2 separate regions of the Homo sapiens genome follow, and region 2 is linked to region 1. The links are chromatin contacts, found by Hi-C or POLR2A ChIA-PET in ENCODE. All regions are on one chromosome and are shown on one strand. The core of a region is the stretch at or near the end of the contact, and the rest is flanking DNA. Distances in the headings are between cores, read along the strand shown.

Region 1 (3,602 bases), core at 526-3,025:
AAAAAAAAAAAAAAAAAAAAATGAAATGACATAATGTACAGAGTGTCTTGCATTAATGTCTAGCAAACAGTATCTGCTTAAAATTATTATCTGTTATTATTTCATAGATAGATACAATTCAGGTACTAAACTGAAAAGTATAAAACATCAGACTAAACTTAAAACTTGAAATGTATAAAAGAGATGTCTCTAGGAAATAGTATAAACTCAGGACATGACTTATGTAGGTATCCTCCATACAGTTTATTGTAAGCATTCTATTTGAGTAGAAATGATGTTTGGTAAAGGTAATCACACCTTAAACAAACTGAAAAGTCTGTTATCTAAAAATAATGCAGTACTTTGATGGCTTACATATTGTAGCTTAAAAACACATATTACATTGAATTATACAAGGATTTCTTTTGGAAGTGTTTATTTGTATATGTATCTGTGGATCTGTATTTTCACATAATGGAGTTGCTTAAAGTGAAGATTATCCCATATCCAGGTATAATTATACCAGCACTGTGAAAGTCCTCTAGCTACATCTGGCCAGGTCCTCCAGGACAAATCCGCATTATTTTGCCCTAATTTTAATTTTTAATACATGGGACAGAGTCAAAGTTTCTCCATATTCTGTTTAACTCAGGCAGTTATTCAAAATTCCTGTCTTTTGCAAACATCAATTTCAACCTTGACTTAAAGAGAAAGAAATGAAGCAAACACAAAGAGATAAAAGGAAAAGCAGAAAAAAATAAAATGCACCCTTTTGGCCCTGCTTTCTACAGGAAAAGAAAAAAAAAAATGCTGCTTCCCTAGCCTCATTCTGACTCTGTTCCTCATGGTTACTTTCAGAAAAAGCCAAAGGGGTAGGGGTGGAGTGGGTATGGAAGAAGGAAGGGAAGGGACGGATTATAAGGAAGGTAGGGGAAAAAATAGCTGCAGAAGAAAAGACGAAAAAAGAAGAAAGGAGAGCTGAAACCCGACACTCAGGAACTCAGGCCTCCAGCAAGAGACTTCTTGGACAGCAAACCTGCCAGCCGGGACGGGACGTGGACTGGTTCCAATGGCAGCCTTCATTAACGCTTCATACACTCAGCCCTTAATTTACAACCGTTTAACGGCAAACATTCCACAAGTACCTTTGAGGGCAGAAAGAAATCTAAGAGAAATTAGGTGCCTAGAGAGCTCCCCTCAAAGGCAAGAGCCCTTTCGTGCAAGTAAGCAATTTTGCTGCCTCCCATTTTTTTTTTTTTTTTCAATCTGTTTGGGACTTTGAGGGCTGGGGTGGGAAGGTAGTGGAATGGAATAGATAAACAGCCAGTCAAGAGCTGTGGGGAGGTTGACAGAATTGGGGTGCAGGTACATGTAGGATACACAGAAGCTTTGTGTCTGTGGAGGCTGTATGAGTCTGTGGGTGAGCAGCATGTCTAAGTGGGTGGAAACATGTATAGCTAAAGGCAGGAACTCTTCCCATACAGCTAAACCCTTGTTCAAGCAATTTAAATAAACAAGAACATTTTAAAAAATTAAAACCCCACTAAAACAATCCTTGTGGAGCAGTTTTCTTGAGTGCTTAAGTAGAGACCAGATTCAAAAAAGGATTAAGAGAATGTCGCATAACCAAGCTGCAGAAACTGAAACCGAGCGGGGTGTGAGGGGAGATGGCTTGGAGGGTGGGGCCCTCCCATAGCAATTTCAGCAAGCCTTTCTAGTCATCCCTTAAGCTTTGTTTCCCTTCAGCCCATACCTGTGCGTACTGTAAACAACTCACACATGGTTGTAACTAGCCAGGGCCCAGAACTGGTTAGGCAGCTTTTCTCCCAAGGCCACAGTGAAGAATCAGTCTCAGCCAAAACACAGGAGTCCTGGAAAGAAGACTTGAACTCCCTCTTTTCTGGCAGGAGAATGGGGAAAGGGAGGCTAAACAGATTACCTTTTAACTAACAACTTTATCTAAACGGATTAACATTGAAGATTAACCTTCCTGGAGCCACAGAGCTGAATCCCCACTCCTAGGGTGCATGGCTGAGTGGAAGCTGGTCTCTGCTCTCAGCCAGGATCTGGTTCCAACCTCTGTCTGAAACGGAGGGCAGTATCTTAGCTAACTTCCTTTTAAAGGTGCTCTCTCAAGTCTCTCCAGAATGGGCTCCATGGAAAGTTAATCCCACAGGCTAAGGGGTCTCATCTTCACAGTATCCAACTGCAGCATTTAAATGCACTTCATCTTCCCTGGAACAACAGGAAAATACAGTGAAAGCTCAAAATGAGGCAGGTGACAGGGACTGGGAAGAAGGGCTTGTACTAAGCGTGGAACAGGTGAGATGCAACACCATGCCCTGTTCTGCCAAAATTAAGACCCTCCTGCCACAGTTTAAGCTAAAGTCTGTGTACTCCCTCATTCCCACCTCCTCCAGAAAAGGGCACTTGCATGCTTTCTGTTAAAGTGAGATGGTTTTTTCCCCTATTCCAGTGGAATACGGTAAAATCCTTATCCCTTCATAATGGGCTTACCTGAAAGTGAATGAGGCTTCCTGGGAAAACCCTTCTAAAGGAGTGTCGGATGCCTCAGAAAGAACTAGAGTTACCTTCCTCCTTTCTGTTTCATCAAAATCATAGCAGTTTCTTAGCTTAGGGACTCTAAAGGTGGTTGCTATTGAACTGTGAATCTGGTTAATCTCAGGTTAAGTTCACCTCTGTGTCTGCTTTTTTTTTTTTTTTTTTTTTTTTTTTGAGACAGAATCTTGCTCTGTCGCCCAGGCTGGAGTGCAATGGCACAATCTCGGCTCACTGCAACCTCGGCCTCCCAGGTTCAAGCAATTCTTTCTCAGCCTCCCGAGTAGCTGGGACTACAGGCGCCCACCGCCACGCCCGGCTAATTTTTGTATTTTTAGTAGAGACGGGGTTTCACCACACTGGTTAGGCTGGTCTCAAACTCCTGACACCTCAGGTGATCTGCCCGCCTCGGCCTCCCAAAGTGCTGGGATTACAGGCATGAGCCACTGCGCCCAGCCCTGTGTCTGCTATTCTGAGAGCAGAAGAATCTCCAATTTTTATAAAATGCAAGCCATTCCTCAGGTATGAAGATGACAACCTCTGGCCCATTAGAAGTGAGTTGTTTGGATTACTTCAGTGGCTGGATCAATCTTGATCGGTGTGACCAGAAGCAAACGTGTCTGAGATGGCTTGACCACTTTAGGGATGAAGTCTGTGGCCAATGAATGCAGTAAATAAACTAACAGGCCCACAAGGGATTGAGCCCCTAGTCATGTGTTTACTAGCCCGGTGCTTTAACCAGTTAAGCTACACTGTGTTAAACAGGCATGGGGCTGCCTCAGGAATCAAATGTGCCAAAAGCTCTGTTTGCCTTTTGTGGCAAGAGAGGGAATGCAGGCAGACTTTAGTTAAAAAGCAGTAGTAGGCTAGGCGCAGTGGCTCACGCCTGTAATCCCAAAACTTTGGGAGGCTGAGGCGGGTAGATCACCTGAGGTCAGGAGTTCGAGACCAGCCTGACTAACATTGTGAAACCCCATATCTACTAAAAATACAAAAATCAGCCGATGGTGGCGGGCACCTGTAATCCCAGCTACTCGGGAGGCTGAGGCAGGAAAATCACTTGA
Region 2 (3,734 bases), core at 361-2,860, 81 kb before region 1:
GATCAAGAAACATCCTGTGTCCTTGAGGAAGTCATTAACCTCTCTGAGACTTACTTTCCCAATCAGTAATTGGTTCTTGTAATTTATGTCTAATTCCTAAGGTTGTGGTGAGGATTACGTGAGGTAACATATCTATAAGTGAATTTTCTTTTGCTTCTTGCTGAAGTTCCACACACAAGACTAAGTAGTTCTTAACCATAAAACGTTATATAAGGTTTATTTACTTTCAGTATTATGGAAATGAGTGCAAGCAAAATAGGATTATATTCTGTAAATATATCGGGAGGGGAACAAAGAAGTGCTATCGTCAAACACAGTGCCCCAGATCTTTTTGCCAATACAAGGTGACATAAGGACTCTGTCTCAGGAACCTCATGGGAAAAGCACTCCCTTCCTTTTTAAGTGATTTCTGAAAGCAGAGGGTGATAATTCTCTTTTCATATTTATTATCCTCAGGAAGTAACTTCTTCATGTATCTTGATGCTCAGAGAGGTCATTTGGGTCTATGAATCTAGAACACTCAGAGAAATATCTAAATACAGTCTTTTCAGTGAAAGGACTGGTCAAAGAAGAATCCTGGTCTGCCTCAAATACCTGAGATCCCTATTTTCAGTGTATTATGGCATCTAAAATTTTTAAAGCATTTTTTTAAGCCTGCTTCTCAAAACTTAGGGAAAGCAGTAAAGCATAGATTGCCTTTTATCTCCCTCAGTTTTTCAGAATTCATAATGCATAAGAGAGGTCAAAGAATAAAGACTTCTTTTATTTCTACAATGCTTTCACAAAGTGTCCAGAAACAGGGAAAACATGATGATAATGTTACCTGCCAGAGATAGGTAAGATCTATCTACAGATATACCTACAAAATGCAAACAAGACCCTTGAGCTTAAGGAATTCACAAGGATATTCATAAGGCTGCTTTAAAGGTAAGCATAGCTGTTAGATATTCTGTACATAAACAGGAAAGAAATCTTTAGAATAATTACAGGCTGGGCGCAGTGGCTCATGCTTGTAATCCCAGTATTTGGGAAGGCCAATGCAGGAGGATCATTTGAGGCTAGGAGTTCAAGACCAGCCTGAGCAACATACTGAGACCCCTTCATCTCTATGAAAATCTAAAAAATACATAAAATTAGCCTGGTGTGTTGGCACATGCCTATATTCCCAGCTACTCAGGAGGATTGCTGGTGCCCAGGAGTTAGAGGCTGAAGTGAACTATGATCACGCCACTCCACTCCAGCCTGGGTGATAAGAGTGAAATCCTGTCTCAAAAACAAAACAAAACAAAACAAAACAAACAAAATCCAATAAATCTTAAAGTGATCCCTCATCAATACTGAAAAAAAAAAAAAAAGACTTCACACAACACAAGCACATCTCAAAAGCAAAATTTGACAGTAAGTTTCTGGACCATGTTCAGCAGTCAGTCCTTAACTAGTTTATTCTAAGATGGGTCCGCATTAAAAGTGAGAGTGTGTATGTGTTTTGGAAGGTGGGGTGGTAGTTCCTGACACATTAACAAGGTGATACAGAAGAAAGACTTAGATTCCATTCAGATGATCTGGTTTTGAAAACCAGTTCTACCACCACCCAAGTAATCTTAGGCAAGGCACTTAACCTCCTGGAGCCTCAGTTGTCATACATAGGAAGATTAATGACATGTACCTGGCTTATCTCCTTTGTTGCGTAAGTCAAGATAATAAAAGTGAAAGAATATGGCCTGTTAGAAGAATCGCTGGGCTTGAAATCAGAGAGTCCGGGTCAAAGTCTTATTTTAGACACTTTCTAATGACCTTAGGCAAATTCCTTGCAATTTTGGGTTTCTTCTTCTGTAAAATGGGGCTATTTCTTCTGTCTCAGGACATACCACTTGGGATCAAATGAAAACACCTGATATGAAATAAGGAAAGCTATACACCACCACACAAATCTGAATGCTATTGACTGATACAGGGCCATGCAAATACAGGATGTTACTGTTATCTGCTTACTAATACATATCAGCAGCTTTGAGTTTTCAACCAAAATTTGATGATGGTTGTAGAATCACCACTCTCTTGGAGGCTTTCTTTCCCTCCATCCTCTGCGTCAAGACATGCTTAGTAAATAGCTTTCCACATCAAAAAACTCACAGCCTGGGTTCTGAGCAGTACTCGCCTATGGGAAAATAAGCAGAATGAAAGAAAAGGGCCTGACAACTCTAAGAGCTGCTCTGCCCTTGCAAGGATCCCATCTGCAAGGAAGGGAGGTATGAGGGGAGCAAAGGAAGAACTCCTTCCGTCGGCACAAGTTGTTTCCCAGGGACGAACTCTGATCCATGACGGGACTCTGCAATGGCAGCAGCCACAGGTTTTATGTCCCCGAGCACAGTGGCCTGATTACTCAGTTACCAATTCCATCAGCAGCCTGAGGAATGAGGTTGCTATTTAACAGTAGAAGAAAAATAAAGGTAGAACCTAAGGCCTGGTGATCCTTAGGGCACATAATTAGTTTCTCTTTTTTTTTTTTAAGTTGAAAGTATCCAGTTTATGGGTACAGTTAAGAGTTAATAAAAACAGCAACTATTAAATGACTAAAAGACATCATTCCTAAAATAAAAGCTCCTTGAGGTCAGGAGGTTTGGTTTTGTTTTCCTTATTTTGTTTACTGATGTATTCCAAGAACAAAGAACAGTGCTGGCATTCAGTAGATGCTCAATAAGCATTTACTCAGCAGACGGATGGATGAGCTGATGAACAGGTTCTTCCCGTGGGTTCTGGAAGAGCTGTACCAAAACCAGGCTTTTTTCGAAATACCTGCAAAAAAAAGTGGATGATTCCAAATCCAACTGAAGTGTCTGCTCTCTCTCCAATTCAGAACAACCAGAAGGGCCTGTCTGAATTAGTAATGCATTAAAGAAAAGTAGGATTATTATATTCCAATTCTTTCCATCAGATGTAAAACATTATTGGTAGATCACATCTGTTTTAATAAATCTGTAAGAAAGACGTGTAATTATAATTATGTTACCATTGTATGTAAATGGCATTTTAACAAGACATATTAATACATTTTTATAGAGTACTTACAGCATACACTACAGAAATACTTAAAGGTGCTATTTTGATTGCTTGGATTCTTAAACGTTCCCTCTGAAGTCTTTACATATTAGTGTATTTAATGTTTCTTCATTTCCGGGTAAATATTTTTACCAGTTAAGACAAAGGCAAATTTGAGTTCCCGGGACCAAATATCAAAACATTGAGGACAAAAGGGTTTAATTTTTTTTTAACTTTTGTTTTAGGTTCAGGGGTGCATGTGTAGGTTTGTTATACAGGTAAATTACATGTCATGGGGGATGGGTGTATGAATTATTTTGTCAACCAGGTAATAAGCATAGTACCTCATAGGTAGTTTTTCAGTCCTCACTCCTCTTCCACGCTCCACTCTAAAGTAGGCCCCAGTGTCTAGGGTTTAAACTAATGAATGTTTTTACAATTGAGTTTTCATTTACTTTCTATGTTCTGGCTTCAACAGGTTACTGAAGCTGAGTCTCTCTCCTCACAGGCATCTAGGCCTGACAATCAGCTGTGATGATGTATCTTTGAACAGTTGTATCTCTAAGAGGAGGCTATAATTAACCTTGAAATTAATATCTTAATATATCAAAAGTCAATTGATTTATTTTAAATGCTTAGTTTTTCAACTCATTTTTCATTTACTTTCTAGTGTTCATTCCCTATGATTAAAAATA

What was found. A loop is a pair of places that touch in the nucleus more often than their neighbours do. ChIA-PET counts read pairs that join two places held with the same protein, here RNA polymerase II (POLR2A). Pooled maps may share reads with other maps.
Region 2: a loop to region 1 is called in a map of PC-9, with 5 times the contacts of the local background. The contact joins two enhancer-like sites. A Hi-C loop is called at or near these places in 2 of 168 maps with a recorded cell type or tissue (Caco-2 and PC-9) and 2 of 50 pooled maps. POLR2A ChIA-PET finds 5 or more read pairs at or near these places in 7 of 52 experiments (A549, CD4-positive, alpha-beta T cell, H1 and 4 more).

What each region holds. Positions count from the first base shown.
Region 1 is chr1:164,600,349-164,603,950 of GRCh38, reverse strand. All of the region lies in intron 2 of PBX1 (PBX homeobox 1), which reads right to left. Among named protein-coding and RNA genes, the nearest start is that of PBX1, 43 kb to the right of the region's middle. RefSeq lists enhancers at 206-970, 971-1,736. Within about 2 kb of position 1,775, at least 23 of the 41 ENCODE cell types and tissues checked have a DNase peak (open chromatin) inside an H3K27ac peak, as active enhancers do; they include PC-9, where a contact is called at or near this core.
Region 2 is chr1:164,681,372-164,685,105 of GRCh38, reverse strand. The region is part of intron 2 of PBX1 (PBX homeobox 1); the gene reads right to left. Among named protein-coding and RNA genes, the nearest start is that of PBX1-AS1, 91 kb to the left of the region's middle. Within about 2 kb of position 1,610, at least 3 of the 41 ENCODE cell types and tissues checked have a DNase peak (open chromatin) inside an H3K27ac peak, as active enhancers do; they include PC-9, where a contact is called at or near this core.